Linked DNA regions of Mus musculus: regions 1, 3 and 4 are each linked to region 2. The links are chromatin loops, found by intact Hi-C in ENCODE. Cell type or tissue: heart. All regions are shown on one strand. Region 1 holds the start of Stard5 (StAR-related lipid transfer (START) domain containing 5). Region 2 holds the start of Tlnrd1 (talin rod domain containing 1). Region 3 overlaps Il16 (interleukin 16). Region 4 has its middle 4.7 kb from the start of Gm39043.

What was found. Peaks named below come from ENCODE experiments on the same cell type or tissue, not always from the same donor. Only the 100,000 strongest peaks of a DNase experiment are listed, where the experiment ranks them.
Region 1: it touches region 2 in a loop (4-fold over the local background); 2 of 42 quality-filtered maps call a loop at or near these places.
Region 3: a loop joins it to region 2, with 10 times the contacts of the local background. A loop is called at or near these places in 20 of 42 quality-filtered maps.
Region 4: a loop joins it to region 2, with 7 times the contacts of the local background. A loop is called at or near these places in 20 of 42 quality-filtered maps.

Annotation. Positions count from the first base shown.
Region 1 is chr7:83,629,811-83,634,810 of GRCm38, reverse strand. Stard5 (StAR-related lipid transfer (START) domain containing 5) reads right to left here and starts at 2,794. Exons shown (of 6, transcript NM_023377.4): 1 at 2,672-2,794; 2 at 2,026-2,075; 3 at 1,549-1,681. The coding sequence starts at 2,770. Gm16638 (predicted gene, 16638) reads left to right here and starts at 2,970. Exons shown (of 4, transcript NR_166697.1): 1 at 2,970-4,045. In heart, a CTCF peak has its summit at 2,200 (motif pointing left); a DNase peak (open chromatin) is centred at 2,930; H3K4me3 peaks cover 2,640 bases; H3K27ac peaks cover 2,341 bases.
Region 2 is chr7:83,882,049-83,887,048 of GRCm38, reverse strand. Tlnrd1 (talin rod domain containing 1) reads left to right here and starts at 2,708. Exons shown (of 1, transcript NM_030705.4): 1 at 2,708-5,000. The coding sequence starts at 3,828. The coding sequence ends at 4,916. It also overlaps a transcript of Mesd not described here. In heart, CTCF peaks have their summits at 128 (motif pointing right) and 2,777; DNase peaks (open chromatin) are centred at 2,608, 3,208, 4,088, 4,718 and 1 weaker place; H3K4me3 peaks cover 3,458 bases; H3K27ac peaks cover 4,616 bases.
Region 3 is chr7:83,657,962-83,662,961 of GRCm38, reverse strand. Il16 (interleukin 16) reads left to right here. Exons shown (of 19, transcript NM_001360087.1): 12 at 1,677-2,164. Among named protein-coding and RNA genes, the nearest start is that of Stard5, 28 kb to the right of the region's middle. In heart, a CTCF peak has its summit at 2,615 (motif pointing left); DNase peaks (open chromatin) are centred at 3,571 and 4,057.
Region 4 is chr7:83,806,836-83,811,835 of GRCm38, reverse strand. No RefSeq gene overlaps it. Among named protein-coding and RNA genes, the nearest start is that of Gm39043, 4.7 kb to the left of the region's middle. In heart, a CTCF peak has its summit at 2,636; DNase peaks (open chromatin) are centred at 1,435, 1,955 and 2,505; H3K4me3 peaks cover 643 bases; H3K27ac peaks cover 2,349 bases.

The sequences.
Region 1 (5,000 bases), 250 kb after region 2:
GGATTGCTGGAGTAAGCTGGCTAGACCTGTAAGCTCCAGACTCATCAAGAGACTTTGCCTTTAATCCCCACACTCAGGAGGCAGAGGCAGGCGGATTTCTGTGTTCGAGGCCAGCCTGGTCTACAAAGTGAGTTCCAGGACAGCCTGGGCTATACAGAGAAATCCTGCCTTGAAAAAACAAACAAACAAACAAAAACAAAAACAAAAACAAAAACAAAAGGTATTAACCAAGGGCTGCTCAACTTCACCATTTATGCGTAATGATTTGTATACACTCTTTGCATTGTTTATTTTTTTCTTTTCTGATGCTGGTTTCACTTAATCCAGAATAAGAAAATCCTATCAATTTATTGTGGTTTCTCAAATGTTTCCACTTAGACCAGCTGGCTTTTATAAAGGAAGTTATTTAACTGTAAATGGGGAAAAAAATGAAAGAAAGAAGAAAGAACAACTTGTCATAAATTAAAGGTAACTTCAAATTACACGCGGAATTGCTAGAGTCAGATTCCCAGCCCAGGGCGCCGATTCATCTCTTACGGGGAAAGCAACAGCTAAATAGTATCCAAGGCACATTAGTGCCTGAGGTTCACTCTCCTCTTCTTGGTACCAGAGGGCTGAAAGAAGAGTTGAAACACGGCATCATCGTCACCGTGTGTTTCAGTTCTGTCTCTGACATAAACTCCTATGGATAACAGACTGACTGAAATGAGGATTCTGGGTCGGAGCAAAGACACCTGGCTCCACAGCTTGCAAAACACTGCAAGGTTTCACAATGCAACCTGCTTATGTAAGCACCAGACATGATAGCGCCAGACAGAGCCTAGAAGCCAACACTAAGATGCCATTCAAACCACATAGGTCTGCTCACCCAGAGTTACTTGCACATCTGTTTCCACTGTGATTTTCTATTCTTCTGAGTTTTCTATAGTCAAAAATGAAGCAACGATCTTACAGTTGTAGGTGATGCCAGGACAGGTCCATCAAGATCGGAGCTGTCTCCCATAACACTTCCTACCTCACGTGGCTATTTGAATTTACATTTATATTTGTTAAAATGAATAATTCATTTCTTCAAACCAGCCACCTTTTCATGCTCTATGGCCCCATGGAATTGAGGCTGCCACACTAGACAAGGCAGTTGGCAGAGCAACGTTGCTGTATCCCAAGGCTTTCTGCTGGGTAGGGCTGGTCTGCAGGATGAACGCTTTCCTGAAGGAGACTTGTAGTGGTCCCGCTGTGGGCAAAGGACCAAAGTGGCTCTGTTAAGAGACAATGCTTCAAACTAGATCTGTTGGTGTAAATCCAGGCCTGCCTCTTTGTCTGGGGAGGCCAAGCCTTGCCCTGCAATTCCTCAGCTATAGTCTGTAGATTCTGCTGAGGGTTTCTTAGTCTCTCAGAGACACATTGTTTCCTGCCAGGGACAAGGCTGGACTCGTCTGCATGGCACTCCTCTTGCCTACAGATGTTATAGATCCCTCTTCAGAGAGGTGGGGTCGGGGTGTTGCAGCAAGACAAGACACTACAGATAACACAGCCAGAGACACTTACATCCGTGATGCTCTGGACAATTTCAAAGCTGCTCACATTATCATCCCACTTCTCCCGGAGGCCCGAAGCAACTGGCTTTATGCAATCCCACACCTCTTCTGGTGTCCCACACAGAATCCCTTCTCCTCGGTACCTAGAATGGAGAGGAATTTGATCCACCGAGTCAATTAAACTTGTTTATCTTAGGATTTTATCTCAGGTCTATTACATTTTTGTTCTGGTTCTAGGACTTGCTGACAGAAAACGGCCTAAAATATGCTAGCCCATCTCCCCTCTAGCCTGCATAAACAAACAGGTACAAAGTCCTCACAGAACACAGCTTGCTAGAAACGATTCAAAACACAAGCTAATGCTTTTCTGGAAGGTAACTAGTGATCACAGAAGGCTGGGGCGGATTGGTATCTTTCATGATGCAACCCCAGAGACACCAGGACGGGAGTAAGGTTCTGACAGACTTTGTTAAAAGTGCGCACTTACAGATTCCCTGGAAACTCCTCAGATGGCCTCCAGGAAATTGAAACTCCATTCTGTCAAAAGGCATAGGATTGTAGAATTTTAGAGCTAGAGGAAGTCTTGGAGAGGAGATCTCAAGACTTGATTCCCCAAGGTCACCCAACCTGTTCCTGGCACAGTTGGGGTAACTGCCCCCTACTGCAGGCGATGAGCAGAGCGATCCTGGCTGGCTGATTCCTGGAGCTGTGGGAGTCTCTCCAGTCGCCTTAATGCCACCAAGAACTTTTTGTTTTCTCAAGCAATTTAAGGCTTTTTTTTTTTTTTTTTTTTTTTTAAATCAGAAGCGCCAAGGAAGGAAACTATTTCCCTGTCACTCCCTGGGAGAGGGATTGTGCAACAATGAACGGAGGAAAGACTTGGTACTTGGAGTTTCAGATCCAATCCTAACCTCCTAGCAGTCAGATGACCTTGAGTGGGTTTCGAAATGAAAGGGGCAGAGACCTCCAGGAGTCCCAGAGAGCATCAACCCGCAGTGGAATCAGTTTCTCAACCCACCTCTGGGGTCCAGGGTGCGGATAATCTCGGGGAGAGGAGAAGCCTAGGAGTTTGGAGGACTCCAAACCCTGCGAGCAGTCTCCAGACCCCTTTTCCCGCCCAGTCCCTCACTCACGCCTTCCCGACACTTCTTCCAGCCCGACGCGTCCCGCCGGTACCGGAGCACCTTCTCTGCCACCGCCTCACTCTCTTGCGTGGCCCAGGACGGGTCCATTCCGCCAACGTGCAGGCTCCCAGCTGTGCCACACAGGTTCTGCTGGGAGGAAAGCTGGGCCTTGGGCGGAGCCTGGAGCCCCGCCCCGAGCTCCGCCTCTCTTTCTGAATTGGTTTTCGCTCTCAGACAATTCCGTCCTTTCTTGATATTGGCCCGCCCTGCGCAGTAAGCGTCATCTCTGGGCGGGTCTCAGGCAGCTCCTTCTCCGCCACTGCAGGCTTTGGGCAGAGGCAGGAACCAGCTAGCTTAAGGAGTTTGGATGTTTACCCCTTGGTGCTGAGGTGCTTTCGGCCCCCAGTGAAACCGTGCAAACAACTTCGTAGTGGGATTCTGCAGGGTGGCCCGGAGAATGTGGAGGAGCCGGCCGGAGGTGGAGGTAGGCAGGAGGGGTACACACCAGTGTCAGTTCAGGAGGCCTGCACAGGAATGTCTGCTTCTGATAACAGAAACCGAAGCGATTCCCAATTTTATTTTATTTTATTTTTCCCCCTTGAGTAGCTAAATGCCTTTTCTGAGTAAAGGAAGAGACAACTTCGAATGGGTGGAGGAAGAAGCTGAAACCAATGTCAGATCTATTTAGTTCTAGACACCCAGGGAGCTCTTGATAGATATACATATCCAGCAGACAGCACTATGCATTGACGCCAGGTGGAGACCTCAGCTTTCCCTTGAGAGATATAATCCAGATTCTGGACATGGAAGCAGGAAGACCACTCATTAAAGGTCTGCCTGGGAAATTTAATGAGGCCAGCAGCTCAAAATAAAAGAAGTAGAAAGAGGGCTAGTGACATAGTGCAATAGTAGCATGCTCACCCAGCATGTGCCCTATCCCAGCATCATTAAATAGGCAAATAAATAAGCAGACTATTGGCAACTTCTGAACACAGAGGCAACCAGGCCCGTGGGAGAGTGTGGACTGGTATCCCCTCTGTAAGAGCAGCCCAGGTTCTCTCCTCTTCAAGCCTATTTCCAACTGATTGTTTGTAACCTCTCCATTATTTCCTCCAAAGACAAGGAAGGATGTGACTTGAAAGTCCCCTTTGGAAGAAAAGAGGGGCTGGCTGGCTGGGAAAGCAATTGGGCACCTGGAGCTCCAGTCCCAATATTGACTATGTAGGTTTGGGCAGGACTCTAAACATCTTTGAGATTTTCACAGACGTGAAATGTTATAATAACATGTATCTCCCTGGGCTACTGTGAAGAGTCCATGAAGAAGAGCATGTGAATTCTTCTGAGAGTCATAAAATAGATGGTTCACTCTGCCGTACTTTAAAGGTGAGTAGAATCATAAATGATAATCCGAGATAACGTTGAGATATGGTTTGACTAAAAGTCAACTGTTTGGCTCTTTAAACAAGGCTTTAAATTGTTAAGAACTGTTAAGAAAACTTAAGCAAAAAAAGAAAGCATCATACATGGAGAGATGCTTTGTGGCAAAATAAATGACCATGATACAAAAAGATGCAGAACCCTGGTTGTAGGGAATTACAGATCAAACAAGGGGACCTGTTTAGTGGACAAACAGGACAAGATTTGTTAGTACCTGCTTTACTCACAGTACCGAGAAAGGGTTTTTCTATACTGGGTGAGAGCTTGCATGCTCTCACCCAAACCAAGCAGTGATACACATGAACAGTTACATATTGACAGGTACATATTAACTTTCTCTTCAACACAACAATCTTACTTACACAGAAGCACGGACAATTGCCCTTGTAATGGAAACTAACTTATTTGCCAATGCATTAAGATACCCATTATGTGGGTTATGATGTTCCCATCAAACTCATGTAACACAGCTGAGAGAACTGAGGCTGGGCCCTGGAGGACTGCTCAAGAGAGCAGAGGGCCAGACTGGGTCTAACCACATGGCTTTATAGGAGGCAGCTCTTCTCATTGACAGCCATTTGCTGTTGGAGGGACATGGATAGATTTAAAGCTTAACTGAATACAATGTGCGTTCTTATCTTTCTCTAAATGTGATCACTGTTTAAGATGGTCATCTGTTACAGCAGGTAAGCAAGCCAAATATATGAGTTTCAACTCATGAGGGCAACAGTGTTGTGAATACAAAGGTCTGTGCTTGGAAGCCATGCATGGTGGTGCATGCTTGTAATCCTAGCACTCAGGAGGCAGAGGAGGGAAGATTGCCACAAGTCTGTTGCTTGCTTGCTATACATAATGAGCTATGTAGGGCCACAGAGTATAACAAGAGAGAGAGAGAGAGAGA
Region 2 (5,000 bases):
GTGTCTGCAAATGTGTAAGAAAGATCATCTGAGACCACTGTCCACCTGTGAGCACAAACATAAAACCAAGAAACCCAAGTCCAAAGTTATGATATGGCCAAGACTGCTCCTTACCAACCACTGGGTGGCACTGTATACCACAGACAGCTTGGTTGCTTGTCCACAAATTCTGGGGGTATACCATGAATGTCTAAAGTTCATACAAGTGAATATTATTTCCTATAAAAAGGACATTCTGATACGTTATCGCACTGATTAACCTCAATGACATTATGCTTAATGAAATAAGACAGACACAAAAGAACGGAGTGCTTCAAATCATCAAGTTCACGGATGAAGTTGGTAATGGCCAGAGACTAGAAGAGAGAATGGAGAGATGTTATTTCACAGGTAGTGTGTCAGGGAAGATGAAACTTTTCTGAAGGTGGATGGTGCTGGGCACAGTACCTCCCCCCTCAAAAAAAACCTCCCAACCCCCTACCCATCCAGCAGTGACAGGAAGAGCAAGGTGAGAAGGAACAGGGAGATCTTAGATTTGGTTTCCACTGCTTTGGTTTGCAGGTCACCTCGATTTCCCTAGCACTGATCAGAATGCATAATTCTGCCTAACATGACCTAAACACTTAGTATGCAGTACTTTGTTTGTTTGGTTTGGTTTTTTGAGACAGGGTTTCTCTGTGTAGCTCTGGCTGTCCTGGAACTCACTCTGTAGACCAGGCTGTCCTTGAACTCAGAAATCTGCCTGCTTCTGCCTCCCAAGTGCTGGGATTAAAGGCGTGCGCCATCACTGCCCGGCTAGTATGCAGTGGTTGATCTGCTGTCCATTTTTGTCCTGTGCTTTTACTGAGTAAACAGTAACTGGGAGCACTTATTTGTGAACCTTCCCTTCCGGGACTCTTATCTTCACAAGCAGAGGCTGCTCTATTACAATCTATAGTGTAAGCGCAGTGCCTTGAACAAGGGCTGGCACATGGTAGACACCCAGCGTTTGAGCTGTAAGTGAACAATGGCAGGAGGTAAACAAGAAAGAACCTGGAAAGATCAGTTTAGGAAGAGTGACACTATCTGAAAAACGAAGCCTTGGTGGCAGGCACCTTTGCCTGCTGAGCTATCTTACTGGTCCCTCTCTTAGGTTCTCAGAGTTAAGGAAACTATTTTTTAGGATTCACTGCTATTCCTGGGTTACCAGGGAGGAAGTAGCCCTATAGAATTCTTGTTAAGAGAGCCATTGGTTTTACTGGCTTCAGTTTGCAGAGACAGTTGGTTCACCTAAAATCTAAAGCATCTGCAAGGGCATTTTTTTTTAATTATTATTTTTGATTATGAGTAGGGCGGCTATCCAGGTTTTTACCGGTTGTTCCTCATTAACTTATATTAATAACTTGACTCATAATTTATTCTGTAAACTATTGGGGTTTGGACGATAAATTTGAGGCCATCCAACTTATAAATAACACTTATAACTGGCTTAAAAATGTAGGACGTGGAGGTCCTACGAAGAGACAGAAGAACAAACATTTCCATTGGCTGAGCACACACTGGCAGTGCTGGGCACCAGCAGAAGACTTCAGGGCTCTTGAGAGAGTGCTTTACTGGGAGGAGGCCCAGGTGTTCCAGGAGTTTCTGGCAGACAAGGTCTGCACAAAGAAAGGGAGTGGGTGTGGCCAGTGGGTTTAGGGGACCTTCTCTTTTAGCCACTGCTGTTGTTAAGAGCCTAGGGAGTCACTTAGTCCACCTGGCCACAAAGCCCTATGGCACAGGCCTACAATCACCAACTACAGACCCTGAAGGAGGATCGCCAGAAGTTCAAAGCCTGTCTGCACAGTTAAATTAATAAATAAAAAGTACAGTAGCTCAAGGTCCTCCGTTTAATTCCTCGTTACAGGGCGGGGAGCCATCTGGGCCACCAGTTTCCCAGCCTGTAACCCAGAGATAACAGTGTTTACCTCCAGAGACTGGCTCTTTACTTAACAATGGTTGCTATTATTCCATTATATAGATGGAGTCAGGAAAGGGCGAACTGCTGATCAAGGCACATTGGAATTCTAGCCAGCTGGAACCGAGGTCACCATACACTACCTGACTACAGTAACTTGGGAGAGAAAACTTGCCCAAGGTCACACAACTCCTAAACGGCTGGGGGGGGGGGGGGTAAGACCAACCTCAGGGAGGGTCTATCACTGAGTCAAACAAGCTGTGGGGACTCAAGCGTGATCAGAGCTCCTTTTCACTGTTTCACGGAAACCCACCCACAGGAGAGGGTCCAACACAACAAAGGGCGGAGGAGGGCTTGCAAAAGTCATCGAATCTCAGAGGTGACTGGAATCCGGAGGCGGTGGGGAGATCCCGGGAGTAATGAGTGGCATCCTCCCCAAGCAAGCAAAACAGATCACCTTTTACACTAGCTCCCTCGGCAGGGAGGAAGCATCGAGTCCTGGGGCATGCTGAGAGCTTACGTAAGGCCACTAGCGGCTGCGCCCCGGTGTCCCCAGGGTATACACAGCGCCTGGGCGCGGAGCGAGGGCGGGCCTTCCCCACCACACACGCTTCCCAGCCTCTCCGGATGCAGGGACCACCGGCCCCAGGGCCGCAGCGTCGGGGCTGGGCGCGGCGTCCTCCCACGGCCCCCAGCTTCCCGGGGGAGGAGCAGCGCATCGCGCAAGCATCCGGGATCGGCGGAGGGGGCGGGAGGAAGGGCGAGAGGAGGAAGCGGGATTTAAACGAAAGGCGGTGACGCCACACAAAAGATTCCTATAGGCTCCGGGGAGGTTACGGCCGAGGTGGCGGCGGCGAGCCGGGGGCGAGGCGGACGCCAGGAGGCGAAAACTGCAACCGTGCGCGGGCAGGCGGGTGTCCCCTGGCCTGCGGTCTCCTCCCTTCCTTTCAGTTGCTCGGAGGTCGCTCGGAAGTTGCTGGTTGACAAACATGGCAGGAGTCCGGGCCCGGGTCGGCCTCCGCGACGCCGCGCTCACCTTCTGAGCCGACCACCCTGGGGCGTCGGATGCGCGGGGCCCGCGGGCTCTGCGGGGAAACACAGATGGAATCTCCACGACAGCCGGTCGCCGGCCGCAGGCCATTCAGGAGGGGAGGGCGTGCCGCCGCGGCGCCGGGCCGCGCACTCTGAACCGCCAGGCGGGAAGGCGCGGCCGCCCAGCACCCTGCGTTGCAGCCTCCCGCCCGACTGACTCCGCGCGGCCGCCACAGAGCCAGCCACGCCCTCGGCCCAGTGGCCGCCCAGCGCCCTAAGAGCCGGAGCAGGAGATGCGGCCGCGCGCCCCCGGGCGTCAGCTCCGGCCGCCGTCGCCAGCCTGTACCGTCTGGCGGGGTCGCCGCCCCTGAAGCCCACGTGCGCTGCTGAGCCGGATAGCCGCAGCGCAGCGGCTGACAGCAAAGCCTGCCGGGGCCGCCGCCCGCGCTCCTCTAGGAGCAGAGGATTTTGATTTCAAAGGAAGGAAGGAAGGAAGGACAACTCCCAGCCTCCCCGTCCCGCCCTCTCCGCTCCGGCGGCCCGGCCGGCCATGCCCAGGAAGGTGGCGACAGCCCGGCAGCGGGGACTTTTCTGGTAGGCTAGTGAAGAGGGGCGCGGACTAGGAGTCTGCCGTGCCCCGGCTCACGGTTCCCGCGAGCTACACAGCGCCCCGAAGAGCTTGCCGCGGGCTTGGGCCCGCCCTGCGACGCCCGGCCACCGGCCGCCGCCACCCGGATCTCTGTGCCCGCCGCGGTGGGTGGCATGATGGTGCGCGGAAGGCAGCGCGGCCCTGGCCAGCTGAGTCGCGGCGGCGGTGGTAGCGGGCTCCCCAGCGGCATGCCAGTGCCCCCTGGGCGCGATGGCTAGCGGCAGCGCCGGGAAGCCCACTGGCGAGGCGGCTTCTCCGGCTCCTGGGAGCGCCGTCGGCGGGGCCAGCTCGCAGCCGCGGAAGAGGCTGGTATCTATCTGTGATCACTGCAAGGGCAAGATGCAGCTGGTGGCCGACCTGCTGCTGCTGTCTAGCGAGGCGCGGCCGGTGCTCTTCGAAGGCCCCGCCTCCCCTGGCGCTGGTGCGGAGTCCTTCGAGCAGTGCCGGGACACCATCATCGCGCGCACTAAGGGGCTGTCCATCCTCACCCACGACGTGCAGAGCCAGCTCAACATGGGCCGCTTCGGAGAGGCGGGAGACAGTCTTGTGGAACTGGGCGACTTGGTGGTGTCGCTGACCGAGTGTTCTGCACATGCGGCCTACCTGGCAGCCGTGGCCACACCGGGCGCTCAACCTGCACAGCCAGGCCTTGTGGACCGCTACCGTGTGACACGCTGCCGCCACGAGGTAGAACAAGGCTGTGCTGTGCTGCGAGCCACCCCACTGGCGGACATGACCCCACAGCTGTTGCTGGAGGTGTCGCAGGGCCTGTCTCGAAACCTCAAGTTCCTGACGGATGCGTGCGCCCTGGCCAGTGACAAGTCACGGGACCGCTTCTCTCGCGAACAGTTCAAGCTGGGCGTCAAGTGCATGAGCACAAGTGCATCCGCGCTGTTAGCATGCGTACGCGAAGTGAAGGCGGCACCCAGCGAGCTGGCCCGCAGTCGTTGCGCGCTCTTCAGTGGGCCCTTGGTGCAGGCGGTGAGCGCTTTGGTGGGCTTTGCCACCGAGCCTCAATTCCTGGGTCGCGCAGCTGCCGTGAGCACTGAGGGCAAGGCGGTGCAGACCGCCATCCTGGGAGGTGCCATGAGTGTGGTGTCGGCCTGCGTGCTCTTGACCCAGTGCCTCAGGGATCTGGCGCAGCACCCAGATGGGAGCGCCAAGATGTCGGACCACAGGGAGAGGCTGAGGAACTCGGCCTGCGCCGTGTCTGAAGGCTGCACCCTGCTATCTCAGGCTTTAAGGGAAAGGTCTTCACCCAGGACTTTACCGCCAGTGAATTCCAATTCTGTGAATTAGCACTCCCCACGCTCCACCCCCACCCCAGCCCCTATACCTGTTTTCCACCCCAGGCTAAAGGAAGACACTTAACCCCTCCCCTCT
Region 3 (5,000 bases), 220 kb after region 2:
TTGGTAAGTGTGCTTGATACTAGATGATAGTTGAAAGGCAGGAGCCTGCCAGGGAAATTTGGCTCACATTTTTTTTTCCTGCGTGGGCAAATTTAAAAGTGGCAGATGCTCCGCAGTCAGTTCCATCCCTTTCATTGTCTGCCAGAGGTAGCTGTAGGCCTTGCCTAGATAGTGCCCCAGTAGGCTTCAAATTTGCAGTCCCTACTCTGTAATAATAAGCACTGGTAATTACTAATTAATCTTAATGTAATGTATTATTTCACTACATCCTCACATCTAATTTTTATGTACATATTATCAAAATAAGCAAGGCCCTGGAAGATGCCTTGCCAGTCATGTTACCAGTCCATGGAAAAACTGGTCAGGGACCTGGCTTGCTAGGTGGTTCCTGTGCTTAGCCTTTGGGCATTAGCCAGGTCACCTTGGAACATCCATATGCAAGGACAACCTGATATTGTCAAGGAAGCTGAAATATGTGGGAAAATATTCAGAGGAGATGGCAGGACCCCATTTTATTTCCGCTATGTCCTACTCAGGGCTCTACACATCCCATATGCACAGAAGCACAGGGGAGTGACAGGGAATCCCTCCCATCCCCAACACTGTCACTCGCTGTTCTTAATAGTGGAAGAGGAGAAGATGATCAGATGCAGGGGGATGTTAGCTTTTATGCCTTCCTTCAGTGATTTAGGTCTCTCAAATAAAGATGTGTTATTCTGTGACCAAGATAGAGCAAAAGCTTTTCCTTTAAAGTGTGTTTGGACTGGAGTCTCACTCACTTTGATGTTTTCTCATAAGGGTCCCTTTAGCTCTCCTGGTTCTACTGAATGAATCCATAAGTCACTAGGTCTCTGTGGCTCCCATTGCCTTGAGTTGCAGCTTCAAGAAAGGGGTACCTGTGACCATTTGTCACTAGGAAGAACTAGAAAGCATCTTAGAGATGTGCCAATGCCACTGTTCAGGAAACCATGGGTGTGGAGTAAGAAAGGAAGGGAGGCAGGCGGGCTGCATCTGCCCCTCTTTTGTTGGAAGATGGTACCCCTTCAGGTGTAAGGTTCAAAGCACCTCCAAATGTTTTCTTTCTTTGCTCTTGAACTTCAAAGAGAGCTTAGCAGGTAGAACTGCAGCTCCTTTCACACAAGCAGAAGTGGAGTGTTAGGCTCATCCCAGATAGCGCGTAGCACATAAGATATAATTTAGATTTCCTTGGGATCTGCTCCTATAGAGGGAGTTTAATAGAGGAGTAGAGTTTGGTGGAACTGAGATCAGACAGTGCTGGGGCTCTGCAGCTAGCATGATCTACTCAAGTCAGAATGAGTTGGCAGGAATGGGTAGATCTGTATAAACTGCCCTCACCTCCACCAGACCCTGAAACTAAAATCCCTCCCACATTGGCATGGTAGCTCACCAGTCTTCCCACAATTGGGGCACTGAGCTCTTGCATGAATAGTAATGCTGTGTGGTATGAGTGGTGTGTCCCTGTGGCTGTCACATGCAGGCTCAGAAAGGTTGAATGATGCTCTTAACTCAACGTTAGAAAACTCATCGGAGTCTGAACCCAAGGCTACCCAGGCTACGAGTCTTCTACTAGAGCAGTTGGATGCACAGGGTGCTGCCTGTGGTCCACCTGGTCTTTTGAGGCTCAGTTTGAATGTTTCCTTGTGCTTACCATGCAGGTGTCAAAAGGCTGGAGAGCAGCTGGCATGGGCGGCCTACCTTGGAGAAAGAACGTGAGAAGCACTCAGCGCCCCCACATCGAAGGGCCCAGAAGATCATGGTCCGATCCAGCAGTGACAGCAGCTACATGTCTGGGTCACCAGGGGGAAGTCCCTGCAGTGCAGGTGCGGAGCCACAGCCTTCTGAGAGGGAAGGCAGCACACACAGTCCCAGCCTGTCCCCAGGGGAGGAGCAAGAGCCGTGCCCAGGGGTCCCATCCAGGCCTCAGCAGGAGAGCCCACCCCTTCCTGAGAGCTTGGAAAGAGAGAGCCACCCACCACTGAGACTGAAGAAATCTTTTGAGATTTTGGTGAGAAAGCCGACATCCTCCAAACCCAAGCCTCCACCCAGAAAATACTTTAAAAATGACAGCGAGCCTCAGAAGAAACTGGAGGAGAAAGAGAAGGTCACAGACCCTTCTGGGCACACCTTGCCCACCTGCAGCCAGGTAGGAGGGTGTGCTCAGTGGGACGTGTGTCCCCTGCAACATGCAAAGCTGCTGCCCTTGAGCATTAGAAATGTCTGCAGGCTTCCTGTACTCTGGCATAGAGAAGCACTCTCTTTAAGCTCACTGTGCAGAGACATATGAAGCTTCGCAGAACCAAACCGGAAGTTCCGGGCCTGCCAACTGTTGGCAGTAACACTCGCGGGTCACATGGCTCACGCGCTGGTGTATCAGCAGCAGGGTTACTTTGTGGTGGGGAGGCTGAGTCCAGGAATCTGAGATGCTCTGCTAACCACAAGTAGTCACCCCAATAGCTAAAGCAGAGGGAGAATGATTGCTTGTGGGAGTACAAGATGTTCGCGAGAAATTAACTTTGCCTTCTGGAGGTGGGGAGACTCGGAAACCATCCTCTCTAAGTCTAGGTGTCCTTAGCTGCTACTTTGGGCTTTTTGAGTGGCTCCCTCTACAGGCTGTTGTGAGACTTAGATCTTCCCTTCCGTATATTGAAGACTCCAGCACCATAACTTCTCTTGGAGCTTCTTCCTCTAGCTTTACACCCAAAGGATGGTAGGTAGACAGGAAGGCAGCTGCTGAAACTTGAGCCCTTTCAACAAAGGACACTGTTTTAGGGTTTCTATTACTGTGAAGAGCCACCAAGACCATGGCAACTCTTATAAAGGACGTTTAATTGGACTTACAATTTCAGAGGTTTAATCTATTACTGTCATTGTGGAAAACATGACATCAGGTAGGCAGACATGGTTCTGGAGGGGCTTTGTTTTACATCTTGATCTACAGGCAGAAGGAGACTGCCACACTGGGCATAGCTTGAGCATATAAGACCTCAAAGCCCGCCTCCACAGTGACATACTTCCTCCAACAAAGCCACAACTACTCTAACAAAGCCACACTCCCTACTAGTGCCAGTGCCTATTGGCCAAGCACTTAAACACACAACTCTATGAGGGCTGTCCCTACTCAAACCACCATAGGCATTATGCTAGATATGTTCACGCACGTTGTTTTAGTTCATCCTTCCCCGGGTCTGAGGGTGAGATTCCCAGTTTCACAGAAGAAGAACTTACTTAAGTTTGTGTTGCTGAGGCGTGCAGTGAAGGCTGCTAGGGGTGAAGTAAGGCCTCTGGAAATCCCCTAGAAGAAAGCAGGAGATTTGTCAAACTGCCCATTGACAAGCTTCAGTGAGGTGGATGGGGAAGGAAATTCTTGAGTTCCTTGGTGAAGACACAGTGAAGGAGGAGCTGTGTTACCAAACAGGAAGTACAGACTTTCAGGCAGCTGAACGTGCCGGGCTGACTAGCAACCAGAGAGGGCGGGGTATCCTGTGAATGTGTTTCCCTGACTCCCCCTTCAGCAAACACTTCATTTGGATCTGAGGCAGAATCTAGAAGGCAAACCAGAAGGAAATGTTGAAAGGGTAGACATTTTGCTTTCCTCCTGCAGACCCAGGAAAGGAGAACAGGTGCCTTGATGAATCTCTTTGGCTTCCTGATTGGGTGGGGCCACATGTCGGGCAAGGAGCATTGCCAAGTAAGACAGCCAGGGGAGGAAGCAGGTGTTCTGTAGGGAAGGCCAGGCAAGGAGCCAAGGTATTTAAGACAGCACACAGACAAATATAAACACATGTATGTGCGAGCATGTGCACTCTCTCTCTCTCTCTCTCTCTCTCTCTCTCTCTCTCTCTCTCTCTCTCTCTCTCTCTCTATCTCTCTCTCTGATTTCTCTGTTCAGCATCCCACATCTTGAGCAATCTGCCCTGCCTTTGGCTTCCTTCCCTGTTCACACCAGCAATATGGTCCACACTAACACAAAGGCCGTTCTGTGGCTGCTCTTTTGTCCTCTCTGCATCATCCCACATGGCCAGTAGACCCTTCTGTAACTTATTCACTCAACCAACAGAGCATTGTTGTGCTGGCAGAGAGATCACAAAGACAGGCTTCTAGTCTGACAGAAAACAGGAAGCAGTTGACCTTCTACACCATTCTTAACAGCCTTGGCCACTCCCAGACCTTTCTCAATGGATCTTATTGCCTGTGATTCCATTTTCAACCCTTCTTCTCTCTCCCTTTTCTCCCTCTTCCCTTCTTTTTTCCTACCTTCTTCTCTTGTTTCTGTCTGTAGTCTTTTCTCTCTAGGGTCCTAAGACCCTTCTCAAGCAGATATGTACGACAGGTTACATTTAATGTAACTGAAGGTAACCCAATTTCCTGTACCCAAATGACCTTCAAGATACTTCCCATGAACCTGGAGAGATGACTCAGGATCACTGGCTGCTCTTCTAAAAGATCCAAGCTCCATTCCCGCACTTACACGGAGGCTAGTAATCACCGGTAACTCCAGTTCCTGTGGATCTGATGCCCAATCCGGCCTCTGTGGGAGCTCTGTGGGCACCCACACTGTCTTAAAATACCACTCACATTTAAGAAAATGATTTTGTATTCTCTGATTAGTCCCCATCTCTCATCCTCTTGCCTTACCTCCTCCCTCTCCCCTCATTCACCAAGTGCTGAGCCAGGGAACATTTGCCTGAATAAATTTTGTGTAGAAATCAAATTAAGTTTGGGATTAATTTAAAAGACCTTTTCCAAAGATAATGCAACGTAAGAGGTGTTGATTAAAAGGTAAAATGTGGGTTCTGAGAAGACAACTAATCAATAAAGGAGCTCCAGAGAACCATAAGGTCCTGGCCCAGTCCAAGAACCCACATCAAAAACAACATCACAAGACCAACATGGAAAGGCAGAGGCAGGCAAATCCCTGGGGCTGGTAGCCAGCCAGCTTTGCCTATTTGGGGCACTCTGAACCAGCGAGTGACCATCTC
Region 4 (5,000 bases), 75 kb after region 2:
GCTGCTGCTGCTTTCTTCTTTCATTTTTAATGTGGAGACAAGGTCTCACAATATAGCCGGGGCTGTCCTGGAATTCCCAATGTACATCAGGCTGGCCTCAAACTCTCGGATATCTTCCTGCCTCTACCCTGCCTCCCCGGAGTGCAGGGTTTAAGGGATGTGCCACCATGCGCTAACCCTTTTTACAGTCACCTCTACCACAACCATGGCCCAGGCTGAGTGCCAGGCAATGGGTGTAGTGAGGAAATGGTTCTGGCCATAAATGAATCAGTTGGTCTGTTGAGGGTTCTGGCTGGTATGTAAAGAGCTTGAATTTCAGGTTGTGCCACAAACCTGACAACAGGAGTGGGAAAGATGGCTTAGCAGTGAAAAGCACTAGCTGCTCTTCTAGAGGACCAGGATTCAGTTCCCAGCTCCCACAGGGTGGGTTACAACCCTCTGTAACTCCAGGCCTAGGTAACTGTATCACTTTCTTCTGGCTTCCACAGGTACCAGGCACACACATGGAAGCAGGCAAAATACTCCTACACATAAAATAAAATAACATTAAACCTTAATTAATTAAAACCAGAGAGCCGTGAAGAGCAGAAGGCTGAGGAGTCCAGTAGAGAGGAGATTGATTCTGCCATGATCTGTCAGAACGGCGCTGGCTTCTTAGAGAGAGATTTCAGGATTTGCTAGGAAGGATGGAAAGGATTTCAGCAGCCGAGCTTCTCCGACAGAGAAAACAGTTCAAATGAGGGTTTGTAGGGGAACAAAGAATTCGCCCTCTGCATTTGGAAAGAGCATTAAGAGTTGAGTTTCTTACAACACAGGAAGCATTTGCTTGAGGCTAAGGATTCCCGCGCTTGTGTTGAACAAAGTTAAGAGAGAGGCAGGCTAGCAGGTTCCCTTTTTTGGAACAGGTAACCAGGCTACAGAGCTGTTAAGTAACAGAAAATCAGGTCTCCCCTGGCAATCTTGTACTTAACTTTGTGACTTTAAGGTTTGAGACAGGGCCTAGGGACTGACGCTTCCTCTTGGAAGTAGGAAGCAAAGTTTGGGATTTCTTTTTTTTTTCTTTCTTTTGCTGAATGGGTGGATGAGGGTGTCAGAGAGGAGGAAGGGAGGATCCCCCCAGTACCATTTTAGGCTGTTTCCCTTAGCAACCCCACGGATGGATTTCCGTGCAGCCTCTTTCCCTTCCCGGTTCCTTTTCTGTTTTCCAAGGGGAACAATGAGGGAGTGAGGGATAAGCGGTGATGTTTATCTTTCCAGCTCAGACCTTTCAACTGCTGGAATCCCCCAGGGCTGGGGAAGGGTGGGTGGAGTCACTTCCCACTGTTGCCAAGGGTGGGAGACCAGTCCCTCCTGCTGGGGCAGGGGGTGCGTGGCTTCCTCATAAATAGGAAATGTATCTCCCAAATTGGAGTCATCAAGGACTTATCTCCAGCCGCAGACACCAGAGAGGAGCCCTGCCCTATCCTTTATTCCGAAGAGAGAAGCCTGCCAGCGGGGAGAGGAGAGGGTCACTCGAGAGAACCAGCCCGGAGAGCTGCGCTGTCATTCAAGTGTCAAAGGAGACATCTTCCTGCCAGACTTCCCACACTGGCCTCTGCCCCTCCTGGAACACTTTATTCAGGAATGGGAGGAGCACTGGTTCCTTGTAGAATAGAGAGTCAAGGGGAATTTTGGTCCATTCCTTGGCATGAGTACAAAATTCTGAGCCGAATATCTACTTGCTTAGAAACTGCTCATATCTGAGCAGCAAGCTCTTTACTGACCCAGCCACCTTCCCAACCTGGGATCTTCTAAAAACACCTACCATTGCCAGGTATTTATTTCCAGGCTTTAAACTTGCCTTTGTGTATTCCTTAGGTTCCCAATTTTTTGTCCTTCCCAAAGACAGTGGTTCCTCTTTTCACTTCCTCAAACCGAGGGCTGGTTGAGCCAGTCCGAACTACCCAGTCAGTAACTTGATACCAGTTTAATGTGTTTGAGGAAGTAGCTTGGGGGGATACTTAGTTCTGTGGGCTTTGTTTTGTACCAGGTCATGCTAATTTTCCCCAAGGAACTTCTGATCCATCCGGGTTCCCTGCAGAAGTTATAACAGTGAGGAGGAGGAGGAGGAGGAGGAGGAGGAGGAGGAGGAGGAGGAGGAGGAGGAGGAGGAGGAGGAAGTGGAAGCAGCACTGGGTTAGAGGCAGACACATGTGCTGTTCTGCCAAATATTCTACTTTTAATTTTTACCTAGCACTGATGGTGGTATGAAGTCTTGGTGGTCTCAGAGGTGATTCTGGGGACTCTGGGCAACAGTAACTTGCTAGCCCATGGCCACACATTCATAATGGAAGAGCCAGGAACTACTGGTCCTCTCGCAGATCCCCCTGGAGCTGTCCCCTGATCTTTCTCAGTGCCTCTGCTTGTCCTTGCTTCTTCTGGCAGGGATGCTGTGGGATGCTGATTAATGAGCAGTGGCACCCTCCGAAGCTCAGCGTGGAGACAATGACTGGATCGGTTCCAGGAATCTGAAGTATGCACCTGACCAACTGACCTCACTGTGTTGTTGTAGGCCACACCAAGGCTCCCTTCCTTGGCAAAAGGTTTTGTAGCTCTGCAGGCACACTTGGGGGCGGCAAGTACCATCTGGAACACTAGGGTGAGACTGGCATCCCATTGCTACTGAGTCTCGCCATGCTCCCGAACTGAGCCAACAAATGACTCTGCCACATGGCAGGAGAAGTGTGCCAAGAAGTCCAGGTTTATTTAGCACAAGTAATAATGGGCCTACAATATTCGCACACAGGGAAAGGATCAGGAAGACTGGCTGTGATCTCCCTGAGTTGATGGGTTAGAACTGGGTCAGAGAAAGTGTTGAGATGCGGCCAAGTTCAGGTTTTCTAGGCCAGTAGCTGTACAAGATCTCTTGCAGGAAACTTAGAGGAAGGTGATCCATACTGTACTATAAAAACTCAATCAGAAAATTGGGTCCCAGCAATTTGATAGATTTTTTTTTTTTTGATTGCTGAGGACAGGGACAGGCTTTCGTCCTTGGTAGAAAAACACAAGGGACCCTGGCATAGTTTACAGATATCTCAAGACCCAGGGCTTAAATCGTAAGACAGGAGATGGGGTTGCTGGTGAGATGGCTCAGCGGATAAGAGCACCGACTGCTCTTCTGGAGGTCCTGAGTTCAAATCTCAGCAACCGCATAGTGGCTCACAACGATCCATAATGAGATCTGAAGACAGCTACAGTGTACTTACATATAATAAATAAATAAAATCTCAAAAAGAAAAAAAAGACAGGAGATGGGATCAGAAGTCAAGTTGGCCCTAGGTCATTAAACTGGACAATAATTTGGTAGGGAAGAACTTTGTCTTTCAGGTTGAATACAGTATGGAAATTCTATAAGCACAGAACACCCTGAAGTGAAGGGAGCGGCGGCAGCTAAAGGAAGGTTAATTCAGGTTTGCCAGGCCCGGGCACTTATGGATTTGAAAGATTAAAAGTGTCAACCCCATGGCAGCATGGTCATTAGAGGACTGAATCCCAGAGAAGTACATCATTGCAAAGAAAGCCGAGGCAACTCTGAGCACTCAGGATGAACCCAGCATTGCTCAGATCCACTCACAGGCCTTAAGGCATTTAACAGTTGAAGTGAAGGAGTGAAGTAGGCATCCGTACAATCTCTATTTCCAGCTAAGAAAGCAGAGGGATGGAGGAGGAAAAGAACGTACAAAGTCACCTAGCCTGCAAGTGATAGAGCTGGTTTCCGAATTCCCTTCATCCAGTATCTTATAGGCAGGTTCTTAGAGAAGAAATGAACACTAGATGTTGTTTCAAACAGGAAAGGAGCAGATGATGCCAACGTGGACAATGAAGGTTTTGATGTTTAATCGAATGCTGAAAGCTCCATTGGTGGGAGCTTTTAGCCTGCAGAAATGCTGGCAGCTTCTCTGAAGGCAGCAAGGATCCAGAACCTTTTAGCAGAAGAGGCAGGCGAACAGAGATGGAGCTCAAGAGCCTTGCACACCAAAGTGGACTGATCTTTTGTTACGAGTGGGTAGGGATGTGCGTGTGACAGAGATAACTTTGACTTTTCAGAAAAGGGTTTTTTGATTGTGGCTTCTAGTGAGCCTCATACTCTGTCTTCCCCATTCCTGTTCAGGTGCCCCAGATTCCCTCCCAAGGCAGTCATCTTGATATCCCAAGCTCCTTTTACTGGGGCAAGCAAGGGAGTGGAGGCAGATCTAAGAACAGAAAAGATGGAATATTTGCAGGCAGAATCTGCTGTTGCTATTCCATTGGTTCATTTGTTTCTGTTTTTGTTTGTTTGTTTGTTTGTTTGTTTTTCTGAAACAGAGTCTTTCTATGTTGTCTTGGCTGTCCTGAGATTCTCTCTGTGAATCAGGCTGACCTCAATTCAGAGATCTGCCTGCCCCTGCCTCCCAAGTGTTGGGTTTAAAGGTCTGCCTCACCACACCCAGACATTTCCACCATATTTTGTGACAAGGAGTTGATGTGTATTTCCTGTCGAGAACACATGTTCTGAAACCTGGAACTTACGCACAAGTTTTTAAAGACAGAGAATTGTGACTTCAATGTGTCATGGGACATCAGATTCGAGACTTTTCTAGACAAATGAGCATCTCATCAGAAGGGTAGTGATAGAGTTTAGCCTCGCTCCCAACTGATGTCCGTGGCAGGTGTGCATGAGTCACATGCAGTGAAAAACAATGGGGGCAGGACATGAGGTCAGATTGCCCTGACTTGAAAAGTAGAGGGAGATAAGTGAGGGGAGCCAGGAGCTGCGAGGAAGACATTCTTTCCTACAAGTGCAACACTGGCTGTGATAAAGGATGTAACATAGCCAAGAGTAAAACAGAGCTCCCTTCTGAGCCTAAGTGAAAGGTTCTAGAAGGATAGTTATTGCAACTCATAACCTGAGGGAAAATGCATAGAAGAATTTGTTCTAAATGTCTTATATCTAAGCCTTTTTAAAACCGAAGTTTGTTAAA